Linked DNA regions of Homo sapiens: region 1 is linked to region 2. Evidence: chromatin contacts called from ENCODE Hi-C or POLR2A ChIA-PET data. All regions are on one chromosome and are shown on one strand. Each heading gives the region's core, a stretch centred on a gene start or an enhancer-like site at or near the end of the contact. The rest is flanking DNA. Distances are from core to core; before and after follow the strand shown. Region 1 holds the start of PPP2R1A (protein phosphatase 2 scaffold subunit Aalpha). Region 2 holds the start of ZNF761 (zinc finger protein 761).

What was found. Hi-C counts contacts between places; a loop is a spot of excess contacts on that map. ChIA-PET counts read pairs that join two places held with the same protein, here RNA polymerase II (POLR2A). Pooled maps may share reads with other maps.
Region 1: a pooled map shows a loop between it and region 2 (13-fold over the local background). The contact joins the promoter of PPP2R1A here to the promoter of ZNF761 in region 2. A Hi-C loop is called at or near these places in 1 of 37 single-sample maps with no recorded cell type and 7 of 50 pooled maps. POLR2A ChIA-PET finds 5 or more read pairs at or near these places in 2 of 52 experiments (activated B cell and activated CD4-positive, alpha-beta memory T cell).

What each region holds. Positions count from the first base shown.
Region 1 is chr19:52,188,720-52,192,220 of GRCh38, forward strand. PPP2R1A (protein phosphatase 2 scaffold subunit Aalpha) reads left to right here and starts at 1,333. Exons shown (of 15, transcript NM_014225.6): 1 at 1,333-1,455. The coding sequence starts at 1,378. RefSeq lists enhancers at 1-890, 539-668, 699-748, 759-978, 891-1,858 and 2 more.
Region 2 is chr19:53,429,659-53,433,233 of GRCh38, forward strand. ZNF761 (zinc finger protein 761) reads left to right here and starts at 2,326. Exons shown (of 5, transcript NM_001289951.2): 1 at 2,326-2,370. All of the region lies in intron 9 of ZNF765-ZNF761 (ZNF765-ZNF761 readthrough), which reads left to right. It also overlaps the pseudogene TPM3P9. RefSeq lists a silencer at 2,203-2,282.

The DNA.
Region 1 (3,501 bases), core at 83-2,582, 1.2 Mb before region 2:
AGTGGTCCTAAGATTGCGGTGGGGGGGTAGGGCTGTGTTGAAGAGGTTAAAAACAGAGATTAGTCAGATCCAATCCTGCTCCCACTCTATGGAGGAAACAAATTCGAATACATAGTCACAGCCCAGGCTCTGGGATTGAGAGACAGAGAGAGAGATTGGATTGGAGAGAGAGAGAGAGAGAGATGGGATTGGAGAGACAGAGAGATAGATGGGACTGGAGAGACAGAGAGAGGGGTTCTGTGGCTCTGGAAGCCTAGAGAACAGAGCCTGAAGACAGAGAGGAAAGGGAGTAAAGGGGAGGCATTTATGCAGAGATCTCAGAAGTGAATATGAAAGGCACCCCTAGCAGAACGCACAGCTTGGGCAAGGAGGCTTGCTGGCATGAAAACGCAAGAAGTGCTCAGGCAGCTGTAATTCTCCAGGACATCAGATAAAAGGTAAAAAACAGATGGGAGACGCGCCTAGACAGGGTATTGAATACCAGCCCGAGGGGCTTGGGTTTCATCCAAACAGCAAGGCAACTGAGCTCAACACAGTGAGACTCGGTCTCCACAAACATTTTTTTAAAAATTGGCCGGGCCTAGCGGCGCGCGCCGATAGTCCCAGCTATTTCTGCAGGCTGAGGCGAGAGGATCATTTGAGCTCGGGGAGGTCCAGGCGGCAGTGAGCCAAGATCCTGCCACTGCACTACAGTCTGGGCAACAGAGCGAGACCCTGTCTTTAAAAAAGTAAAAAAAAAAAAAAAAAAAAAAGAAAGAAAAAGAAAAAAGAGAGAAGGGCAAGTCGCTCCCTTCTCTGGGCCTTGGCATAAATCAAGCACAAATCAAAGTCTCACTCCCTCCTCCTGCCGCGCAACGGCGCGGAGAGCCAGCCAGCCAGCCAGCGGAACCACGGCCTGGTAACCCAAAACCTGCACACCCTCCAGCTCCCCACAGGACGTCACGTATTACCACCGACGCACGCGCAGAAGCCTTCCCGGGGACTCAAGAAAGGGCAGGCTTAGCCTCCTCCCCATGTCGCCCCTCATTGGCTAGAAACTACTGCTCGTCTCGGTCGTTGTTAGCAGCGACCAGGGCGGGTACAATCTTGGTCGCTAGGACACGGCTAACTTCCGCTTTCTTCCCCCTCTCCTAGGCTCAAACTAGTCAAATCTTGTTCACTCGACCAATGGCAAATCGGAAGTGGGCGGGACTTCACAAGTCCGGACCAAAGAAACGCGAGCTTAGCCCTGGGTAGCGCGGCCAATGGCCGTGGAGCAGCCCCTGTAAACTGGCTCGGGCGCCCCCACGCCCGCCCTTCCTTCTTCTCCCAGCATTGCCCCCCCCACGTTTCAGCACAGCGCTGGCCGCAGTCTGACAGGAAAGGGACGGAGCCAAGATGGCGGCGGCCGACGGCGACGACTCGCTGTACCCCATCGCGGTGCTCATAGACGAACTCCGCAATGAGGACGTTCAGGTCCGGAGGCTACGGGGGACTTGGGGAAGACGCGGAGGGGTACCTGGGGGCACGGGCGGCCCTCGCGGAGAAGACTCAGCGTTCGCTGGGAGTGGCGGAAGGGGGCGACGGCCAATCAGCGTGCGTCTCTTATCTCCCCGGTTGCCCGGACTCCTTGAGACGGCGCTCCCGATTGGGTGTCGGCCCAGTGGAGGGCGGGGGCCAGCGCTAGCCTCGAGGGTCCCGGGCCTGCCCTGTGCGCGCGGCGGTCCGCGGTCCTGGGAGGTTGTGGCCAGGGCTGGGGTCTGCGGACTGGGTCTGGGAGAGAGGAGGACTCCGTGATTGGCGGCGGCCTCTGAATGGCCTCTTGGGGATGTGGGGCGCGCATGACTTGCTCCAAGTAGGGGAGGGCCGCCGGGTGGGTCGGGACCTGGGAAGGTTTTTTTGTTTTCTGGGTTTCGACTGCTGGGCCAAGTGGGGACCGAGAGGCGAAGGCCTGCCATCCTAATTCCTGCTCTTCCTCCGCCTCTCATTTTGGTTTAGGTGTCCTAAGAGGACGGGGACGCAAAAACACCCCCCCACCAAAGGTGGGGACTAGCCAAGTTTAGGAGCGAATTAGGTTGTAGAAACCCGCCTCCCCATCTCCCCGGATCCTCCCATTGACCAGGATAGGGGTTGAGGGATTTGCTAAGCAGATGAACATTTATTTATTTCTTTTTTTTGAGACAGTCTCTGTGTCGCCCAGGCTGGGGCTGGGGAGCAGTGGCGCGATCTCGGCTCAGTGCAACCTCTGCATACCGGGTTCAAACCATCCTCGCCCCTCAGCTCCCTAATTAGCTGCGATTACCGGCGCGAGCCACCACGCCCGACTAATTTTTGTATTTTTAGCAGAGACGGGGTTTCACCATGTTGGCCAGGCTTGGTCGGGAACTCTTGACCTCAAGCGATCCACCCGCCTCGGCCTCCCAAAGTGTTGGAATTACAGGCGTGAGCCACCGCGCCCAGCCCGGATGAACATTCCTGGTTATGGGATGAGGTGACCCAAGGCTCTGAGCCGGGCTGGTGTGGGATTGAGAACAGTTAGAACTGCAAGTCCACCTCCCACCTGCTGTGTGACCTTGTGCAAATTACTTCACCGCTTTGGGTCTCTGTGTTCCATAAAATATGGGCTAATTGTAGTCCTGGTCTTGCTGGAGGGACTTGTGAGGGACTGAACGAATTATGACACAAATAAAAAGTAGAATGGTGTCAGGCCTGTTGTAAGGGCTCGATAAATATTAGCTGTAATTATTGGGAGTGGTGATTAAAGAGGTCCCATCCTCCCTTTAGGTCTGTTTTCCCATTTATAAAATTGGACAAGGTGCACTGGGTAACCTGCCAAACGTGGGTCTCGCCTCCTAGGTTCCTGGTATATCACTGTTTCTGGTGGCATACAGGTTGTGGTTGTATTCCCGGCCCTTCCACTTGTTACTGATTGACAAGGGCAAGTTAGTTAATCTCTCTAGGCCTGTTTCCTCTTCTCTTTAATGGGGTTAATTACCTAGTTCATAGGGCGGTTGTATGAATTCTTTTGTTCAGTAAATATATGCCATGTATGAGATATGATGCTGGGGATATAGTGGAGACACCAGTTGCTATACAGGATCCAGATGTGAAACAGGTCAGCAGAGCTGAATAGATGAGTGTTTGAAAAGTGATGGGAAGGAAACAAATAGGATGTAGTGGTAGCGAATCCATATTGAATTGGGCCTCTATTCTGTGCAGGGCGCTGTTCTAAGCACTGGTATATAGCAGGAACAAGACAGAAAAAACTCTAGGCCTTGGGGAGTTTATTTTGTAGTGAGGAGAGACAGACAATAAACAGAGTATACTGGGGATAAGCATTAGGGAGACAAATAAAAATAAGAGAGATGGGGTATATATAGGGCATGCAGTTTTAAAGTGTGGTCAGGGGAGGCCTTGTTGAGATCCTGTTTGAGAACACGCCTGAAAGCAGAGGGCACAGCAAGTACAAAGTGGGGTGGGGCAGATCCATTTTAAGAAGGCCAATCAGGCAAGGCCCCTCTG
Region 2 (3,575 bases), core at 1,076-3,575:
AGGGCTTCCATATGCATTTGTGAAGGTTGATGGCAGACTGTTCCAAATGAGAATAATGGTTTCCGTGATATGATAAAAGCAATGCTATTGAATATGATGATGACTGATGAGAAGTTTTGCATAGCATTCGCTGTAAAAAAGCCACTTATAGGCTGGGCACGGTGGCTCACGCCTGTAATTCCAGCATTTTCGGAGGCTGAGGTGAGCAGATCACCGGAGGTCAAGAGTTCAAGACCAGCCTGGCTAACATGGTGAAACCCTGTCTCAACTAAAAATGCAAACATTAGCCAGATGTGGTGGTGGATGCCTGTAATCCCAGCTACTTGGGAGGCTGAGGCAGGAGAACTGCTTGAATCTGAGAGGTGTAGGTTGCAGTGAGCTGACATCATGCCTCTGCACTCCAGCCTGGGTGAGAGAGCAAGACTACGTCCAAAAAAAAAAAAAAAGAGAGAGAGAATTTTCCTGTAAATAATTAAAAAGACTAAGCAGCCCCAGAGATAAGACCTCCTGGGATCATTGTCCCTTTATATTGAGTGATAAAGTAACCTTCCTTGAAGTATATCAATCCATAACCAATCACCTTGCTGCACCCTATGTACTGGTCTTGAATGGAAAATGTGGTGATTCTTCTAAAGCTTCTCTGTCTTTCCGTGTGTGTGAAACCTAAGGGAACGCTGATCCCATTCATTTGGAGTTGATGTTTCCAGGTGGCTATCCTCATGCTTTGTGTTCAAATAAACTCTGTGCTTAATCATATATTCTAAATTTTATTATTTACTGCTGATATCAGTTTCTGTCAGACTGTAGGAGCCTCACCAGAGAGGGCACCTGTCGCTATGTTGTAAAACTCACACTTGTCAGAAAGACATGGGTTAGTGTTACTCCCCGTCCCTCAGAATGAAGCTAATTAGCTGACACAGATGGTCACCTCCATTACCAAGTAGAGTCAGGATGAACTATGTGTGACCAAGAGTGTTGTCAAGTCCTCTTCCCTGAGGACTGATTAGCGTTTATCTTGAAAACATGTCCTTAATGGGTTGTATAGAACAGTAAAGTTTCTTTCTCTTTTTTCAACCTCTTAGCTGTTTGCCTGTATTTCGCATCACAATCTGGTCTAAGGCTTATTTATTAATGAAATGGTTTTAATTTCTTTCTCTATGATCATCGTGGAGATGATTTCTCATTTGGAGAAAGACTTTTTGTTTGTTTTCAATTATATTTTCTCAACAATTAGACAGTGAAGTAAAAAGTATTTTGGGGGGGCCAGGCACAGTGGCTCACGCCTGTAATCCCAGTACTTTGGGAGGCCGAGGCAGGTGGATCACTTGAAGTCAGGAGGTTGAGACCAGCTGGCCAACATGGGGAACCCACCTACAAAAATACAAAAATTAGCCGGGCATGGTGGCACGCGCCTGTAATGGCAGGTACTCCGGAGGCTGAGGCAGGGGAATCGCTTGAACCCAGGAGGCAGAGGCTGCAGTGAGCCCAGTTCCTGCCACTGCACTCCAGCCTGGGCGACAGAGAAATGCTCTGTCTCAAAATAAAAGAAAAGAAATAAGTAAATAAATAAAAGAAAGTAATAGATCTCTTCTACAAATGTGCTGGGACAACTAACTGGATATCCACATGGAAAAGAATAATGTATCCCTATCTCACACAATCAAAATTTTATTTTAACGTTAAAAAATGGAGAAAAAAAGAGAGAGAGACGAGGGAGGGAGTCCTGAGGGAGGGGTGTTACTTTGTCGCCCAGGCTGGCCTGGACCCCCAGGCTCAGCGATCCTCTCGCCGCTGCTTCCTGAGTAGCTGGGAACTCAGGCTCCCGCCCCCGCGCCTGAATCCTTGCTGTGTTTATCCAGCAGGTCGCCCCTGGCTGGCCTGAGCATTCCGTCCCGCATCCCAGGGGGAGGCCCTAGGGAAGTCTCTGCAGCTGAGCACGGGGTGGACTCTCCCTCCTGAGTGAGTGGAGAATAGAAAGGGAGAGGATTTCTGTTCTGTTCTGTGGGCCGTCAGCATGAAATCGTACGTTCCGCCCAGGCAGGGCCTTGCATTTTACATTCTAGTTTGTATCCCGTTCCAGACAATTCCAGGGCTTTTGAGTCCATGCGTCAGCCTTCCTGGGCGGTCTCACCTTCACCACCCGAAAACAGGTGCTAGGAGAGAAGCTGAGAGGAGCACCGGTCACGCCCCGGCCCCGCCCTCTGCCGGCTCTAAAGCGCAAGGTCTCTCCGCCTCGCGCCCCGCCCCTGCCTCGTCCAGGCCCCGCCCACCTCCTTGCGGGTCCCGCCCAGGCCTGGCTTCTGCTCTGCGCGCGCAGATTCGTGCAGACCAGGAAGCGGATAGCGTGGAGTGACGGTGCCACCGCGGCGCGTGAGTTTCGCCCTGTCTTGTATTAAGTCTGCTCTTCCAGGTTCCTGGCGCTTCTGTACCTGGGACTTGGGATCCCCACAAACCTGGAAATTCTCAGCCGTCTTCCTTCACTCAGAGCAAATTGAGACGACCTCGTGAGAGGCCGTGGGTCGGTTCCTTTTGGGTTTAAGGTCCCCCTGAGGCTGGTCCCGTCCCGGGTGTTTCTGCTACAGGGCAATGTATACACTTTCTAACCTGTAGTTTTCCTGCTGTAAACCTTTTTCTGACTCCTCCCGCCCCGCGCTTTTTAAAGTCCTCACCTGAGAGGTGGATTCTCGCCTTTGTCGGCCCCTGGAGCCCAGCGCCGCTGCCCCAGTCCCGGAAAGGCCGCGTCCTCTGCCTGGTCCTAGGATCCTGCAGACCCCACCCTTGCCTTAAGGTGCTGTCGCCCCTTCACCTCCCTCCTTGTGCCGGGCCCTGCTGCTCCACGGGTTTCGCCTCCACAATCACCGCTTCCCCTGAGCCCGCGTTGGGGAGGTGCCCGGGGCCTGTCCTGTGACGCGGGGTGTTACTGCCTGCCCAGCTCCAGCCCCTGGAAAATGCGCTCCCCCGGGATGCAGGCGTCTTACTCCAAACCCTCCTGTGACTGTGTGGGCCAAAGGGATCAGGAGACGGACAGAGAGCAGTGGAAAACCTGAGACAGAAAAGAAGAATGAGAAAGACCTATAACAGATGGCAAAGTAGAGGATGGGTGAGGGATTTGCCAAGAGACAGCAAAAGTGAAAAGAAAACGATAAGAAAGCAGGAGGAGAAAAGCAAGTGCAGAAATGTAGAGAAAAGCTGGATGTACAGAGAGATGAAGGACAGCAAGGTAGGGAGAGGGACAGCAAAGAGGGAGGCTCATCAGGGTGAGGGAGAGGAGGAGGGATTTGGAGCCAGGGCAGACAGAGCAGAGTGGTGCTGGTGGCAAGGAGAACAGAGGGAGAAGCACAGCAGGGAGGACACCTGGGGATCTGGGGTGCTAGAGAGTGGGGACAGGGGGGTATAACAGGGAAGAGAGAATTTAACGGGGAGAGCAAAGGAGGCGCAGAGATGGTGTTGCGGGAAACTGAGGACTAGACAGACTGATATGGGGGAGACAAAAGGATGTTTATTTAAGATACGCACCGGCTCAGTGGATTTACATCTAAAAAGCTGAGCATTTCAACAAAGACGGAGTGGGGTTT